4 separate regions of the Homo sapiens genome follow, and all the other regions are linked to region 4. A link is a contact called in ENCODE Hi-C or POLR2A ChIA-PET data. All regions are on one chromosome and are shown on one strand. Each heading gives the region's core, a stretch centred on a gene start or an enhancer-like site at or near the end of the contact. The rest is flanking DNA. Distances are from core to core; before and after follow the strand shown.

Region 1 (3,645 bases), core at 1-2,500, 400 kb before region 4:
ACGCCTGTAATCCCAGCACTTTGGGAGGCCGAGGCGGGCGGATCACGAGGCCAGGAAATTGAGACCATCCTGGCTAACACAGTGAAACCCCGTCTCTACTAAAAATACAAAAAATTAGCCGGGCGTGGTGGCGGGCGCCTGTAGTCCCAGCTACTCGGGAGGCTGAGGCAGGAGAATGGCGTGAACCTGGGAGGCGGAGTTTGCAGTGAGCCGAGATCGCGCCACTGCACTCCAGCCTGGGCGACAGAGACGGAGAGACTCCGTCTCAAAAAAAAAAAACAGTTGAACAGGAATGTATGAGTTGAGCTCTGTGCATAAGGCTTGCCAGACATCGTCTTATTTGAGTCTCATAAACCCACCAGGCGAGTTGATTTTTCTTATTTTACAGATAGGGAAATGAAGTAAGAGAACTTAAGTTATTTGCCCGAGGCCATCCTGGCAGGTCTGTATTTGGGAGAGTGCTGTGACTCATGCTGGACTCTAACCCACGAGGGTTTCTCAGAGTCAGCAGCTGGGGGATGAAGAAGTGAAAAGTGACTGGCAGGAAATTCTGCAAGCAAGGAAAGGGAAAGAGAAATGAACTGGTGCAGGTCTGCGGGAAGAGAATGAGGCTGGATCCTCAAAATCACAGGAGGAAGCAGGCCCAGACCTCAGAGGCAGAAAGAGAAAGAAACCAGAGCTTAGAGTCAGGAGGAGGAAACCAGACCCCGGAGCCACAAGGAGAGGGCTGGATCCCCGGCTCAGAGGGAAGAGGTCGGATCCCCAGCTGAGAGGGAGGAGGGTCCCGGACCCTAGGAGTGGGAAGGAAAGGCTCGGATCCCCTGATCCCCAGGAGGAGGGGACCCGGCTGCCTCCCGGTTGGGGCCGCGCGAGGGCGGGGCGCGGAAGGATCCGGGAGGGCCGTGCTCCGCCACCCAGTATATATCTGTCCCCAGTCCCCGGGGCCGCCTCATTCCCTGTCCTCGGATCACAGTCTCTTCTCACTACAGTGTCGCCGCCTCTGCCTGCGTAGCCCCGGCCATGGCTCTGTAGCCTCGACCCCTTTGTGCCCCCGGCCCGTCTCCGCGCTCACCACGCCTGCGCTCTCCGCTCCCACCTTCTTTCTTCAGCCGAGGCCGCCGCCGCCTCTCCTTGCTGCAGCCATGGAGTGAGTAACCGCTTACCTCTTCTCCAACTGCCTTTCCCGCCCTTTCGCAGCTCGTGGCCCTCTTTAGGGAGCCCTGGGGGGTGGGGAGTCGCGAGCGGGGAATCACGGTCGCGCAGGCGCAGAAGTAGTACGGTGGGCCGAAGGCGCGCGGCTGCGCATGCGCACTGGGCCCGGGGCCGGGTGGGAGAGTTCTAGACTCGATGTTTGTCAGCCCGCGTGCAGCTGGGCCTGAGCACTCCAGGGGAGGGTGTGTTTTTTTTTTTTCTAAACGATTCTTCGTGCTTGGTTGTTCCTGCGCAGTAGCCCACCAGTGCCCCGTAGTGAAAGAGCTGCGGACCCTGAATGGCCGCACATGCGCATTGATCCCCAAGAGGGCGGAGGTGTAAAGGCAATTGGACCGCTCGGGCGACGTAGCATGCGCCTTGGCCCTCGGCGCAGAGCCGCGTGTGGACGGGTGGCGTTCGGGTAGCCGTTCTCCGCGTGCCCCCTCTACCCTCCTCCACCCTCCCTGCCCCACGTTGCTCTGGCTCACAGCCCAGCTTCCTTCCTTTTAAACCAGGCACCTGCTGAGGCGGGGACTGGCTTAGATTGACAGGGCAGAAGGCGGGACCCAGAGGCAACCCTCTAAGTGGGTGGGGATAGAACCACTGTCGTCACGATGGGTGGGATTTCGGAAGCACATTGTGAGAAGGGGCGGGGCTAAACCAACCGTTAGTTGAGGGGTGGGGTTTCGATGTGACAAAGAGGCGGGGCCTCTGGGGAATCGGGGGAGGGGCGGAGCTAAATAAACAATGAGGGGCGGGGCTTGGAGGGGCAGCGGCAGAGCGAGGAGTGGGATTTGAGTGGATAACATTGCTGAAGGGCTGCGGCCTGGGGCAGTTCCCCTGGGAACTGGTTTGGGATGGAAGCTAGGAAGGCAGTGGGGCCAAAAGGAAATATTTTAGAGGAAGGGGCGTGGCTGGAAGAAAATGTCCCTGGGATTGAGTTTTTCCTTGAGGCGAAATATTCTGAGGTGGATGGGAGGGGCCTAAGGTAATTCCCCTGGGAGACCTTTAGGTTTTTTTTTTCTGTATTGGGGGAAGGGGTGGGGCATCGGTCCTACTTTAGGACCTAAAGAAATTCCCTTGGGAGTGGGTGGGGCTCAGAGATTTGGGTAAAGAAAGGGCAAATTTAGAATTCGGAGAGGCTGAGGCTTAGTGTTCTAAACGGTGGTTGGAAGGGGGAGGGAGGAGCCTCATGGACGTGCCTGGGGGTGTGGCTTGGCTTCCCCTTGATTTTGGCCGGTGGATGACGCTGTCCTGACCACACCCACTCTTGTCTCACGCGTGTAGGTCTTCCACTTTCGCCTTGGTGCCTGTCTTCGCCCACCTGAGCATCCTCCAGAGCCTCGTGCCAGCTGCTGGTGCAGCCTCTCCTGTTGCCATCAGTGCCCAGCACCTGTGCTACAGCCATGTCACTCCTGGCGACCCTGGGGCTGGAGCTGGACAGGGCCCTGCTCCCAGCTAGTGGGCTGGGATGGCTCGTAGACTATGGGAAACTCCCCCCGGCCCCTGCCCCCCTGGCTCCCTATGAGGTCCTTGGGGGAGCCCTGGAGGGCGGGCTTCCAGTGGGGGGAGAGCCCCTGGCAGGTAAGGGCAGGTGGAAGGTGGAGCTGGGGAGTGGAGGGCAGGGGAAGATGGGGGAGGAAGAACTCATCCATGTATTCAATAAATATTGAGTGCCTACAATGTGCCAGGCACTGTTTTAGGTGCTGAGGATACGGCTGGGAACAAGAAGAACATGGTCTGTGCCTTCCAGCAGCTCACACTGTGGGGAGTAGACCAGAGATAAATTAAATGAGAGTGTATTGGAATAAGTCAAAAACACCTAGCAGCTGAGCTACAAAATGACAAAGGGGACCTAATATAGAATGGGTAGCCAGAAAACCTTCTCCAAGTAGGTAACATGTTGACTGAGGCATAAATGATGGGAAGGAAGCCAGGCATGATGGCCTGTAATCCCAGCACTTTGGGAGGCCAAGCGGGGAGAATTGCTTTAGTCCAGGAGTTCAGGACGTGGGCAACATAGCGAGACCTCATATCTATAGGAAAAAAAAAATTAGCCAGGCATGGTGGCTCACGCTTGTAGTCACAGCTACTTGGGAGGCTGAGGTGGGAGGATCGCTTGAGCCTGGGAGGTCTAGGCTGCAGTGAGCCAAGATGATGCCACTGCACTGCAGCCTGGGCAACAGAGTGAAACCCTATCCCTTAAAATAAAAAAAAAGTAGGGAAGGAATGAGGAAAACACCCAAGGGAAGAGCATTTTAGTTGGAGGGAACTGTATATGCAGAAGCCCTCAGGAGGCAGGAATCATTTCATTCATTACTGTATCCCAAATGCTTGGCACATAGTGGGTTTTCAATAATTAATGAGTAAAGATGAAACAAGGCATATGTGCGTGTGTATCTGTGTGTGTAATGTGATCTAGTTTGCCTTTTAAAAAGAGAGAATAGAGACACC
Region 2 (4,041 bases), core at 737-3,236, 430 kb before region 4:
GCCCAGGGCTGGCGCTGGAGGCAAGACTGAGGTGAGGATTAGGCGAAGGATGGGGTTGGAGGCTGGGTTTGGGAGTCAGAGTGGAAGTTCGGGCCCACTCTGGTGTGGGCATGGAGCTGGGGGGCTAGTTGAGTCTAGGCACACAGGTGGGTGGGTTGCTAGGTCACCTGTGAGAGCTGGGCATGCGCATGGCTCCCAGCTCCCCAATCCAGCCCGTGTTCTGGTCCCGGTAGGTGAAGATGCGGCCCCCGATCCTGTTATCTGCCTCCAGGATGGTGACCTGAGGGAGTCCGTGGGGCGAGGAGGGCCCTTCAGCTCCACCCACTGACCATCCCCTGCCCTCTACCACCCCGTGCCAGCCCCCTGCCTTCTTCCATCCCCACAGTGGCCCAGACCCAGACTAGGAGAGGGTCCCCTTCTGTATGGAGGTGGGGGAACAGAACTGAGTGAGCAGTTCCAGACTGCAGGAGGAAGGCTGCCAGCTAGACTGCAAAGGGACTTCCCAGCTCGGGGAGTTCGGAGATGACCCATATGCGTAGAAGCCCCTGGGCTGGCCCATTCTCATTCTCGGATTGCAGTGAGTAGGTCAGTGGTTAGACCTCAGGGCACACATCCCCTTGGTAGAGTTTCCCTCTCCACCAACAGGCGCCCCACCCCAGGACAGAGGAGCTTTGAGCCAGTGAGACTTCCCTCTGGGATGAAAAACGTGGGACAGGAAAGTCTGGGGCCTCTCAGTGGAGACATGTGACAGCAGGGGGCTTGGGCCTCACCCCCAGACTACAGGGAAAGATAGCCTCTCCCCCCACATCCCCACCTCCACCCCCTCAAGGAGGAACGCGGCCGTGTCCCTGTGCCCAGGGACTCCAGCCTGCAGCAGGAGGGACTCCAGGTAGACTGCAAGCAGTGCTTCCCACCTTGTGTCCAGCATCGCTGAGCACCTTGGCGGCCACCAGCCCGGCCACACCAGCGCCAACCACAATCACCCTCTGGGGCTTCAGGGTCCGATTGAGCCCCCAGGTCACCACCTTGAGCAGCTGCTCATAGTCAGGATCCTGCATGCATTTCTCGAAGGGGTCTTGGCTGCGTTCAGCCTTCCAGTCCTGGGAGGCCACCAGGCTGAGGAGGATGGGGACGAGGACGAGGAGGTGCAGGGCTGGGAGGAGGAGGACAGGGTCAACGGGGTTGTGGCAGGTCGGGGGAGAGGGGTTCTACTCACTTGTTCCAGAGCCCCTCCCCTGCTTACTCACCCAATGGGGCCATGACTCTCGGTGGGAGATGGTGTCTGGGGTGGAGGAGAAGGGAGGGCTGTTGTGACTGAGGCCTGTGACCACTGTAGCCTGACTCTGTCTCCCATGGGCTGCCCAGCTGCTAGAGCCGGCCCTCCCCCAGTCACTGTCCTGCTCTCTGGACCTGTGTCCCCTAACCCCATTCCTTCAGAGTCCCCTGGACCGTCCCTGCCTCCCTCCTCACCGGTCTCCACCTCTGCCACAGCTCTCTCGGGTTCCTGTCTCTTTCTCTTCTTTTCCCTCTTTCTTTCCTTTCTTTCTTTTTTTTTTAACAGTCTTTCTCTGCCATCCAGGCTGGAGTGCAGTGGTAAGATCTTGGCTCACTGCAACCTCCGCCTCCCAGGTTCAAGAATCCTCCCACTTCAGCCTCCCAAGTAACTGGGATTACAGACACCCATAACCAAACCTGGCTAATTTTTGTATTTTTAGTAGAGACGGGGTTTCGCCATGTTGGCCAGGCTGGTCTCGAACTCCTGACCTTAGGTGATCCACCCACCTCGGCCTCCCAAAGTGCTGGGATTCCAGGCATGAGCCCCCGCGCCCGGCCTCTTTTCCCTCTTCCTCATCTCCCCAGCTCCTGACTGCTTCTCAGTCCCTATTTCTGTGGGTCCTGTCTCTCTGTCCCCCCACCACTGGCCGTGTCACTACCTCCAGCTCTTGGTGACAGCAGGACAGCGCGGTCCTCTCCACTGCCCTCCACTGTCTCTGCTGTGGCCCTTTCTCTCCCCTTAAACTGGCAGAGCCCCGCCCACCCCTCCTTTTGGGAAACTGGCCGAGGGAAATGAAACTGGTTTCCTGGAGCTGCTCTGGTCCAATGCTCAGAGTCTAGTTGAGGTTGGAGAAAGGGGGTTGGAGGAAGTTAATCAGTCTATTCACTTCCTTTTGCCCCAGATAGTTCTGGGGTGGTTTGGAGGCCAGAAATAGATGCTCAGGTAACCGTGCCAACAACGGGGAATCCCCTTCGGTTTGCCCCCGTCCCTGATCACCAGGCCACTTGTTTCTATCCTCCCCTGCACTCTCTCTGCCTCCTTGATTCCCACGGGGACAGAGGGGCTACAGGTCCCTGGGCCAGGCCAACTTTCCCCTCCAAGTCCCTCTCCGTCAGGTGTCGCCATGTCCTGCAGGGCCCCCCATGGTTCCACTTCCCTCTCCACTTGCCACCCAGAGCCTCAGTCTCCCCCTCCGTTACATGGGTGTAGCAGTGGGGCTGGCAGCCGTGGTCCCGGGGTCAGGACGTGGGCTCTGAGCCCGCCCTCCCCTCTGTGGCTCTCGTCTACAGCTGTCAAATGACGTCTACAGACGTCACAGTGTTTTAGGATCAAGTGAGTGAATCCAGGTTAAGTTCTGTGGCCGGAACCTGGGGTAGTACTGGAAGCTGCTCCTTTGGAAATGCCAGCTGCTGTGGCCGCAGGGGCACTCAGGGGTTCTATGAGTGACCACCCGGCAGAGGGAAGCGCCCAGGCTTCACCCATCCCTGCTTTAAGAACCACCTCAGTGCTCAGGGCAGGGAGTGGGGCGGCACCTTGGAGTGGGTGGGGGTGGAGAAACAATAGCAGGGACTTTCCTTGGGGTGGGGGAGAGGGAGCCAGGGGCTCCGTGAGGAGGAAAACCAGAGGGAGGCAGATTCTCTGCAGCAAGGGTTGGGTGGGGGTTGGAGGGCATTAACAAGAAGGAAGATGGGAAACTCCCGCAGTAAATCAAAGAGGGATGCGGTTATGGCCGGGAGGGGCTGGGGGGTGAATGTGAGTAACAAGGCATGTGACGCAGGGGCGGGAGGCCGTGGCAAAGGGAAATGATCAAAGAGCTGGAGAGTTCAGGGACCGAAAGAGCTTGGGTCAGCAAAAATAGTGACGAGGGCCAGGGGTGGCTCACGCCTATAATCCCAGCACTTTGGGAGGTCGAGGCAGGCGGATCACCTGATGTCAGGAGTTCAAGACCAGCCTGGCCAACATGGCAAAACCTCGTCTCTACTAAAAATATAAAAATTAGCCGGGCATGGTGGCATACGCCTGTAGTCCCAACTACTCAGGAGGCTGGGACAGGAGAATTGCTTGAACCCAAGAGGTGGAGGTTGCAGTGAGCTGAGATCGTGCCACTGCACTCTAGCCTGGGTGACAGAGCCAGACTCCATCTCAAAAAATAAAAAATAAAAATAAAAAATAGTAATGAGGGCCGGGTGCGGAGGCTCACTGCTGTAATCCTAGCACTTTGGGAGGCCGAGGTGGGAGGATTGCTTGAGCCCAGGGGCTCGAGACCAGCCTGGCCAAGATGGCGAAACCCTTTCTCTAAAAAAGAAAAAAATAGTGACAAAAATGTTCCCATGGCGATCACCTGCCTTGGAGGCCGCCTGGTGCTCAGGGCTTTGCACCCATCGTAAGCCTCACAATGCCTGCATTTGAGGCCAGGCACAGTGGCTTACGCCTGTAATCCCAGCACTTTGGGAGGCTGAGGTGGGCGGATCACTTGAGGTCAGGAGTTCAAGACCAACCTGGCCAAAATGATGAAACCCTGTCTCTACCAAAAATATAAAAAATTAGCCAGGCGTGGTGGTGCACACCTGTAATCCCAACTACTCGGGACACTGAGGCAGGAGAATCGCTTGAACCCGGGAGGCAGAGGTTGCAGTGAGCCGAGATTGCACCGCTGCACTCCAGCCTGGGGGACAGAGTGAGACTCCGTCTCAAAAACAAACAAACAAACAAACAAAAAACCAACAACAATGCCTGCATTTGATAGTTGAGGAAACTGAGGCTTG
Region 3 (4,205 bases), core at 1,204-3,703, 350 kb after region 4:
AGATGGTGGAGCAGAAATTGAGAAGGATTCTGGGTCTTTAAGACCATGGAGGCTGCTAACCTGCCTGAGACTTCCTATCTCATACTTTTTTTTTTTTTTTTTGAGATGGGAGTCTCACTGTGTCACCCAGGCTGAAGTGCAATGGCACTATCTTGGCTCACTGCAACCTCCACCTCCTGGGTTCAAGTGATTCTCTTGCCTCAGCCTCCTGAGTAGCTGAGACTATAGGTTCCCACCACCACACCCAGCTAATTTTTGTATTTTTAGTAGAGACAGGGGTTCACCATGTTGCCCAGGCTTGTCTTGAACTCCTGACCTCAGGTGACCCACCCACCTTGGCCTCCCAAAGTGCTGGGATTACAGGTGTGAGCCACTCATGCCTGGCCCCCATACTTCTTTAACAAGAGAGAGATAAAAGCATTTTTCTTGGTCAAGCCACCATTATTTGCTTTTTCTCCCTCAGGTGCAGCAGAACCCAATTCTGCTAGTCTCCTCTTTCAAATGTAAATTCTCTAAAGGAAGTTACTTTGTTTGACTGATTCACTCTTATACCTTGAGAGCCCAGCAGCAGGTCCAGGATATAGTAGGTGCTCAATAAATATTTGTAGAAGGAAGAACTCATTGGAAGCAATACAAGACACCCTGACAAGATGTGGCGAGCAACTCCAGGGCAAAACCCCAGCCTGTTCCTCTGAACATCCCCATCAAACAGCACAGGGCCAGCTCCAAGCAGGCTTCAGGAGGTGTCGCCTGAAGGCATCCCTGCTTTGACGGATTTCCTGCCATGCTGCTCTTCTCTAAGCGCTTCTCAGCCTGCTCAATCCTTCTCCACTTTGCTGAATGTTTTTCTGACCCCCTCCCCCACCTCCTTCAGCCACAGACCAATACTCTGCTTGGCTTTCTGTCCCGTCCTGCAGCTGTGTGGTATCAGAGAGCAGAACCTTGCAAAAGATAAAGGCAGTAGAGAAGTGGCAAGTGGAAGGAGACACTCTTGTGTGAGCCATTTTACCTGCTATTTTTCGTATGTGTCCTCACTGGATCCTCACACCTGTGAGTTAGGGTGGATTATACCCATTTGGATGATAATGAAAGAGGCCGTGGATCAGAGAGAAAAGGTCCTTATCCTAGACCAGCCAGCGAGTAAGGAGGAGATTCAAGATGCATCGGAGAAAAGAGGTCAGAGTGGCTCAAAAACCCTGAGATAAAATGGGAGGGGTACGAAGAGCCAGGAGAAGGGGGTGTGACCAGTCAGGAAGCACACGGGGACTGCTGAGGGGCAGGGCTGGAGAGGACAGCAAGAACAGAGTCCAGGCAGGAGAGGACAGCTGGGAGGAGGGGAGGAAGGCAAGGGAAACACCTGCATGGGGCACGGGGGCAGGTGGTGGGGGCCAGAGGGAGAGGCGAGGGTCAGGTGACAGGTGAGGGTGAAGGTGATGAGGCAGGGATCCGAGTGACAGTGGAGGGGTTGATGTGACAGTGGAAGGGTCAGAGTGACAGGGAAGGGACCAGGGTGATGGGGGAGAGGTCAGGATGACAGGGAAGGGTCAGGGGGACAGTGGAGAGGTCAATGTGACAGAGAAGGGGTCAGGTGACAGAGTAGGAGTCAGAGTGATGGGGAAGGGTGAGGGTGACAGGGTGGGGGTCAGGGTGAGAGAAGAGGTAAAAGAGAGACAGTGGAGGAGTCAAAGGGAAAACGGAGGGGTCAGGGTGATGGGGAAAGGTCAGGGTGATGGGGAGGGGTCAGGGTGATGGGGAGGGGTCAAGATGATGGGGAGGGGTCAGGGTGTGGGGAGGGGTCAGGATGATGGGGAGGGGTCAGGGTGTGGGGAGGGGTCAGGGTGATGGGGAGGGGTCAGGGTGTGGGGAGGGGTCAGGGTGTGGGGAGGGGTCAAGATGATGGGGAGGGGTCAGGGTGATGGGGAGGGGTCAGGGTGTGGGGAGGGGTCAGGGTGTGGGGAGGGGTCAGGGTGATGGGGAGGGGTCAGGGTGATGGGGAGGGGTCAGGGTGATGGGGAGGGGTCAAGATGATGGGGAGGGGTCAGGGTGATGGGGAGGGGTCAGGGTGTGGGGAGGGGTCAGGGTGATGGGGAGGGGTCAGGGTTACAAGCATTACAGGTAAGGGGTGAGGGTGATGGGGGGGTGTCAGTGTGACGGGGAGGGGTCAGGGTTACAGGCAAGGGGTCAGGGTGACGGGAGAGGGCTTAGAGTGGCAGGGAACTGGTTAGAGTGAGGGGGAGGGGTGTCCCCGACAGAGGAGGGTGCAGAGTGACAGACGCCTCGTCAGATTTGCAAGCTGACAAAAGACACTTCAGCACCATGTGGAAGAAGAAGGGACAAAAATGGGTTAGCTTGACATAAGAAGGGTCAGGGTGACAGGAGAGATGTCAGACTGACGGAGGAACCATAACAATCTGATGGGGCATCGCACTGACTCCCCAGGGAGCACCTGAACTCCACCAACCAACGGGAGCATTCGCTCCCGCGCAGAAGGGACAGCCAATCAGAGTGCGCAGCCTTGCATGACGTCACTGGCTGCCGGGCAGACTCCCCTTCAGTCCGCCGCCCAAAGGCCCAGTTCTCCGTCACCTCGTGGTCTGGCGCCTCAGTGGCAGCGCATGTCCTGCCGCTGACCAGTGGCTGGGGAACTCCTGCTAAGGAGGCAGCCCTGAGAGGGGATAGGGGAGAGAATGGACGGGGAGACAACTGAAGAGACAGAGATGGGGGGACAGAGATAGACAGAGACAGAGAGAGGGAGACAAGGAGACACAGAGACAGACGTAGAGAGACAGAAAAAGAGAGACAGAGATAGAGAGACAGAGACAGACAGACAAAGGCAAAGATGGGGAGAGAGACAGAGATGGAGAGACAGAGACAGAGACAAAGGCAGAGATAGGGAGACAGAGATAGAGAGACAGAGAGACAAAGGCAGAGATGGGGAGATAGAGATGGAGAGACAGAGAGACAATGGCAGAGATGAGGAGACAGAGATAGAGAGACAAGGAGAGAGCTAGGGAGACAAGGAGACACAGAGACAGAGATGGAGAGACAGAGACAAAGAGACAAAGACAGATGGGGGAGAGAGGGAGGTGGGGAAACAGGGAGGGATGGGAAGAGAAAGATAGGGAGAGTGAGAGAGGCGAAGAGCGACAGACAGAGATGGGGCCTAGAAGGGGGAGAGACAAGGACTGAGAGATGAGAGGGGAAATGAGAGGGCGATGGGAAGCATGGGAAGCAGGAAGAGCCCAGAGAGGAAGGAGGGAGGGCAGCTCTGACTCAGAGAGGGCCTGCGCAGCCCCAGGAGGGAACCCCAGAAGTGGGGAGTGCAACTGAGAGGGAGCAATGACGTCTCAGACTGAGAGATGAGGGGGCACGAGGGAGCCCTCGGGCATCAGTGGCGGGTGACAAAGACAGTACCAGAGAAAGCCAAAGCCATACCGAGGGGCGGATGGACAGCAGAGCCCTAGGAGGAGACAGCCCAAGAGGTGCCCTGACCTAGGGTGGATCTGCTGGGCTCCGCGCCCCTGCTGTCCCTACCTCCTCTAGGTTATATGCAAAAGTGCATCTTTGGAGAGGGTTGAAATCTCCCAGTTTCCAAGTCCTTAGATAGTGGCATCTTTTTTTTTTTTTCCCCGAGACAGAATCGCACCCTGTCACCCAGGCTGGAGTGCAGTGGCGCGATCTTGGCTCACTGCAACCTCTGCCTCCCAGGTTCAAGCGATTCTCCTGTCCCATGCTCCCGAGTAGCTGGAATAACAGGCGTGCGCCACCACACCCAGCAAATTTTTGTAGTTTTAGTAGCGACGGGGTTTCACCTTGTTGGCCAGGCTGGTCTCAAACTCCTGACCTCAGGTGATCCACCCGCCTTGGCCTCCCAAAGTGCTGGGATTACAGGCGTGAGCCACCACGCCTGGCTGATAGTGGCGTCTTATACAATGCTTTGCTCTTGTTCACTTTTGTGCAGACCTGATCCAAGAAGCCTCGGGGGGTACTGCACCCCCCACCCCACTGCATCTAGACCAGAGGGAAGATGCAGGGTGAAGAGGGGAGAGGAGCCTAAATGAATGGGAAATCGAGACACCGAGAACAAGACCAGACGTCGAGAGAGGCCACCAAGATGCAGAAACCTCATGAAGGGGCATCTGTATTGACTCAGAGAGCGGGAAAGATAAAGATGGCAGGTGGGAAGGAGCAGAGAAGGCGGCAGA
Region 4 (3,951 bases), core at 1,450-3,949:
CCACATTCTCCCTCCGGGGTCCCCGGGACAGGGAGGAAGTTAGTAGGAGGAAATGGTTCAGGAGAGAACCCAGGGGGAGGGTAGTCATTTAGCCTAGGAAGTTATGGATGCTTGAGGAAAGTTTTCTGGGAGCGATGGAGAGAGCTTTGGGGAAAATCTAGAATTTGGAGAGAGAGAGAAGGCTCTTTGGTTCACTTTGATGGAGGGGGACAGACTGAGGGGCTAGGTTCTGGGTTTTGCACGGCGGGGGGGGAGGTTCGAGAAAGGAAGAGGGCAGGTGGAAGGAATCCCAGGGCAAGGTAGAAAGAATTGTAAGTTATTTTGAGATGAAAGTTTTAGGGCTGATGACTTGAGGGGCCTCCCAGGGTTTGAGGTTAGAAAAAGTTCTAGAGCAGGAGGGAAAGTCACTTAGACTAGGAAACGGGCTGTGGGGGCTTTGGATGGGGGGAGTCCCAGGGATAGAGAGTGCACTGTGCAGTTAAAATGATGGAGAGGAGAAGCTGCGAGGATCTATGGAGGAGGAAGAACAATTCTGGAGGACATGTGAGGGTTCTGGAGAGGAAAGGCATATGATGGGGGCATGGGATGCTTCTGGAGGCACTGAGGAGGAGTGTGAAAGGCTTGGGGGAAGTCTGGAGCTTTATGGGGAAAGTCCTTGAGATGGGAGTTGGCGTGGAGGTTGAAGAGTGTTAAACACAGAGTGAACACAGAGGGGGCCTGGAGGTTCCAACGGAGAAGATGCCCCAAGACTCAGTATTGCAGTGAGGGGGAGGTGAAAATGTCCAGGCAAGAACAAGTGGAGGTTTAGAGGGGTCCAGAAGGCTGTGAGGTTGGGGTGGGGGAGTTTTCTGAGACTCTGAGAGCAGAAGATACTGCAGGAAGGGAGTGGAAAAAATAATCAGAAGATTCAAACTTGGAGAGAGAGGTCTTCTGGGAGACGGGCCACGGGGTGAATCGGGGAGGTGCTGGGAGAGACTGAGAGTTGAATAGGGGGCCCCAGAGAGTCTGGAGAAGGCAGGGAAAGTGGGGGTCAGGGCTCACAGGGCCTAGGAGAATTTGAGGGCTGAGAAGGGATGTCTTCTGAGGGGCTGGGGAAGGTCCAAGAAACCAAGGGCTGGACGGTGACCAAGAGTAGTGAGAAGAGATTTGATGGGGCCCAGGAGACATGAGGGTTGGGGAGGGTCTCAGAGGAGCCCAGGAAAGGTGGGGACCGGGTTGTTCAGAGAAGCACGGGAGATTCACGGTCTGGAGGAAGTGTCTAAGCGTCTAGGGTGGCCTTGGCGGGGGAGGGGGAACTTTGGAGGGGTCTGGAAGAGCCCGAAGGTTGGAGATCCGTCTTTGGAGGATCTGGGGGATGGCTGCGAGAGGGGGGTGTGTTCGGAGGAGCCCAGGAGACTCAGGATTGGGGAAGAGGCTTCTAGGAGACTGAGAAGCCTAGAGGGACCCGGAGGGTTGGAGCTGGGGCGCTCCTGGGAGACTGGGGGCGCCTGGAGAGGCGGGGGTGGGGTGGATGGGGGCCCCGAGAGCGCGCTCACCCTGGCAGCCCGCGACGAGTAGGGGTCCTCGAAGAGCGCCCACACGCGGGGCTGCCAGCGGCGCCACCATGTGCCGCCCGCGCCGCCCGCGCCCCCTGGCGGCCCCCCGGCGCCGCCGCCCGCGTCCTGGAAGCAGAGGCGCTTGAGCTCGCCGCCCGCTCCGTCCAGGCCGCCGCCGCCCGCGCCCGCCTCGTCGTCCAGGCCTCCGTCGTGGGCGCCTGCGGCGTTGGCGGCGTTGGCGGCGCCCGCGGGGTCGGGCGCCTCGAAGGAGTCGAGCGCCTCCTCAGCGTCGCGATGCTGCCGGTAGGTCATCCAGCAGCAGGCCTCCACGTCGGTCTCGTCGATGCCCCAGAAGCCGAGCTCCTCCTCAAACAGGGGCCCGCACACGTCGGCTGGGCAGTGCAGCTTGCCGGTGCGGTAGTAGTTGAGCACGTACGCGAAGACTCCCGGGTGCCGGTCAAAGAAGAACTCGTCGGCGCCCGGGTCGTAGTCGAAGCGTGCCGCCGCCTCGGGCTCCGTCAGGCCGGCCAGCCGCGTCCCCGGCAGGGTGCGCAGCGTCGAGCGGTACGTCTCATGGCGCACGCCGCCCACGTTGATCACGATCTTGCCGCTGTCGCCACCGCCGCCGCCGTGCCGCCCCATGGCCGCCGCCGGCAGCCCGGGGCATGGCTCGGCGCGCCGGTCCCCGGGCCCGCGGGGTGCCGGGGGGCCCGCCGGGGACGCGGCGGGGCCGGGCTGCGCAGGCTGCTGCTGCTGCGGCGGCAGCGGTGGCGGCGGCGGGGACTCGGGCGGCTGCGGCGGTGGCGCCGGCTGCTGCTTGCTGGCCCCCTGGCGCCCGCGGAAGGACGAGACGCAGACTGAGCTCAGCATTGGACGGGGGGCGGGGCGGGAGGGGCGGGGACGCAGGGGCGGGGACACGGGGGGAGAGACCGACGGGATTGGGTGGGAGGAGGAGCGAGGTAGCGGGGGCGTGGCTTAGGGGAGAGGAACCAAACTGATTGGCCTGGGGGAGGTGGGGCGGGGCTGTGGCTGGGAGGAGTGGGGCGGGCACTCTAACGCGACCCAGCTGGACGAGTCGGGGCCGCCAATGAGACGGAGCGATTGGCTCTTTCTAAGAGAGCAGGGAGGAGGGGCGGGGCGGGGCGTCAAGGGAGGCGGGACCGGTTACTACTAATTGTGTTCGGCAGCACTGGTAGCCAGGGGAAGGCGGGGCTAGATACGATAGAGAGAGACCTTACTGAACTGAAAAAAGTGCGGGCGGGGTAGAGGGAGGAGGGGACACATCCAAGCTATTTAAAGACGCCCGACTGGCCTGGAGGGGCGGGGCCACCATGAGAGAGGCCGTCCTGATTGGGCTGAGAAAGGGGCGGAGAGAAACAAAACAGATCGCACGCCCTCACCTAAAACACCGCTAGGCAGGACCTGGTGGGGAGGAGCATTGCTTGGAAGAGACAGGGCCGCAGAAAGTAGAAACGGTCCAGATGAGACTGCATGGGGCGGGAACTAGAGATGGAGGACTTTCCCGCGCAAGGGGGACAGGCTGGACTGAAAGAGGACACGGGAAGAACAAAGACTTAGACTCGGTGAGAAGGTGTTGAAACTTGAGAGAGTCCTGGAAACCCGAGAGGGTCTGGATAGGCCTAAGGGAGGGAGCGGGGCTGAGGCTCCAAGGCGGGCCTGGTTAGTCGGGGCTGGGCCCGGAGAATGAGTGTCCGGATGGATGAGTGGTACTGAGGAAGGTGAGTGGGGTCGACAAATAGAAAACGTCTTGAGGCAGGGCGCAGTGGCTCACGCCTGTAACGCCAGCACTTTGCGAGGCTGAGGTGGGTGGATCATTTGAGGTCAGGAGTTCGAGACCAGCCCGGCCAAAATGGTGAAGCCCCGCCTCTACTAAAAATACAAAAATTAGTCGGGCGTGGTTGTGGGTGCCTGTAGTCCCAGCTAGTCGGGAGGTTGAGGCAGGAGAATCGCTTGAACCTGGGAAGTAGAGGTTGCAATGAGTCGAGATCGCACCACTCCACTCCAGCCTGGGCGACAGAGCGAGACTCTGTGTCAAAAAATAAATAAATAAAAGAAAAAGAAAACGTCTTGAATGGGCGGTAGGAAAGAGAGACTAAGGAAGGAGCGGGGCTTGAGGGTCTTGAAAGCAACCAGGGTAGGCGAGGGCAGGGCAGGGCTAAGGGAGGGTAGAGGAACGGGAGAGGTGGATCCCAGGGGAACAATGAGACTACAAAGAGTACAAAGCTACTGGGCTGGATGGAGGGGAGGGACCTGGAACGGGGAGTCTTCGGGATCAGAAGACCTGGGAGAGGGCACTGCCTAAAGGTCACAGGGTCTCAAAGGGCGAGGCGAGAACTTCTAACGAACGCTACACCGCGGCGGACTGCAGATTGGAGGACCGAGGGTAGATGAGGAC

The links. Hi-C counts contacts between places; a loop is a spot of excess contacts on that map. ChIA-PET counts read pairs that join two places held with the same protein, here RNA polymerase II (POLR2A). Pooled maps may share reads with other maps.
Region 1: a loop to region 4 is called in a map of dorsolateral prefrontal cortex, with 6 times the contacts of the local background. The contact joins the promoter of NUP62 here to the promoter of KCNC3 in region 4. A Hi-C loop is called at or near these places in 3 of 168 maps with a recorded cell type or tissue (dorsolateral prefrontal cortex, naive thymus-derived CD4-positive, alpha-beta T cell and posterior cingulate gyrus), 5 of 37 single-sample maps with no recorded cell type and 18 of 50 pooled maps. POLR2A ChIA-PET finds 5 or more read pairs at or near these places in 4 of 52 experiments (Caco-2, GM10248, HEK293 and 1 more).
Region 2: a loop to region 4 is called in a pooled map, with 6 times the contacts of the local background. The contact joins the promoter of IL4I1 here to the promoter of KCNC3 in region 4. A Hi-C loop is called at or near these places in 1 of 168 maps with a recorded cell type or tissue (right lobe of liver) and 6 of 50 pooled maps. POLR2A ChIA-PET finds 5 or more read pairs at or near these places in 1 of 52 experiments (B cell).
Region 3: a pooled map shows a loop between it and region 4 (9-fold over the local background). The contact joins the enhancer-like site here to the promoter of KCNC3 in region 4. A Hi-C loop is called at or near these places in 5 of 50 pooled maps. POLR2A ChIA-PET finds 5 or more read pairs at or near these places in 2 of 52 experiments (HCT116 and HEK293).

What each region holds. Positions count from the first base shown.
Region 1 is chr19:49,928,254-49,931,898 of GRCh38, forward strand. It overlaps NUP62 (nucleoporin 62), which reads right to left and starts at 1,251. Exons shown (of 3, transcript NM_016553.5): 1 at 1,073-1,251. ATF5 (activating transcription factor 5) reads left to right here and starts at 952. Exons shown (of 3, transcript NM_001193646.2): 1 at 952-1,147; 2 at 2,479-2,775. The coding sequence starts at 2,598. It also overlaps a transcript of IL4I1 not described here. RefSeq lists silencers at 782-841, 1,692-1,741.
Region 2 is chr19:49,894,901-49,898,941 of GRCh38, forward strand. IL4I1 (interleukin 4 induced 1) reads right to left here and starts at 1,987. Exons shown (of 8, transcript NM_152899.2): 1 at 1,935-1,987; 2 at 1,248-1,282; 3 at 915-1,153; 4 at 168-280. The coding sequence starts at 1,260. RefSeq lists enhancers at 473-522, 2,917-3,096.
Region 3 is chr19:50,677,043-50,681,247 of GRCh38, forward strand. All of the region lies in intron 21 of SHANK1 (SH3 and multiple ankyrin repeat domains 1), which reads right to left. Among named protein-coding and RNA genes, the nearest start is that of C19orf81, 30 kb to the left of the region's middle. Within about 2 kb of position 2,454, at least 4 of the 41 ENCODE cell types and tissues checked have a DNase peak (open chromatin) inside an H3K27ac peak, as active enhancers do.
Region 4 is chr19:50,326,678-50,330,628 of GRCh38, forward strand. KCNC3 (potassium voltage-gated channel subfamily C member 3) reads right to left here and starts at 2,700. Exons shown (of 5, transcript NM_004977.3): 1 at 1,536-2,700. The coding sequence starts at 2,405. It overlaps LOC105372437 (a long non-coding RNA gene), which reads left to right and starts at 2,943. Exons shown (of 4, transcript XR_007067299.1): 1 at 2,943-3,118. RefSeq lists silencers at 1,563-1,652, 2,261-2,810, 2,891-2,950, 3,828-3,951 and an enhancer at 2,415-2,709.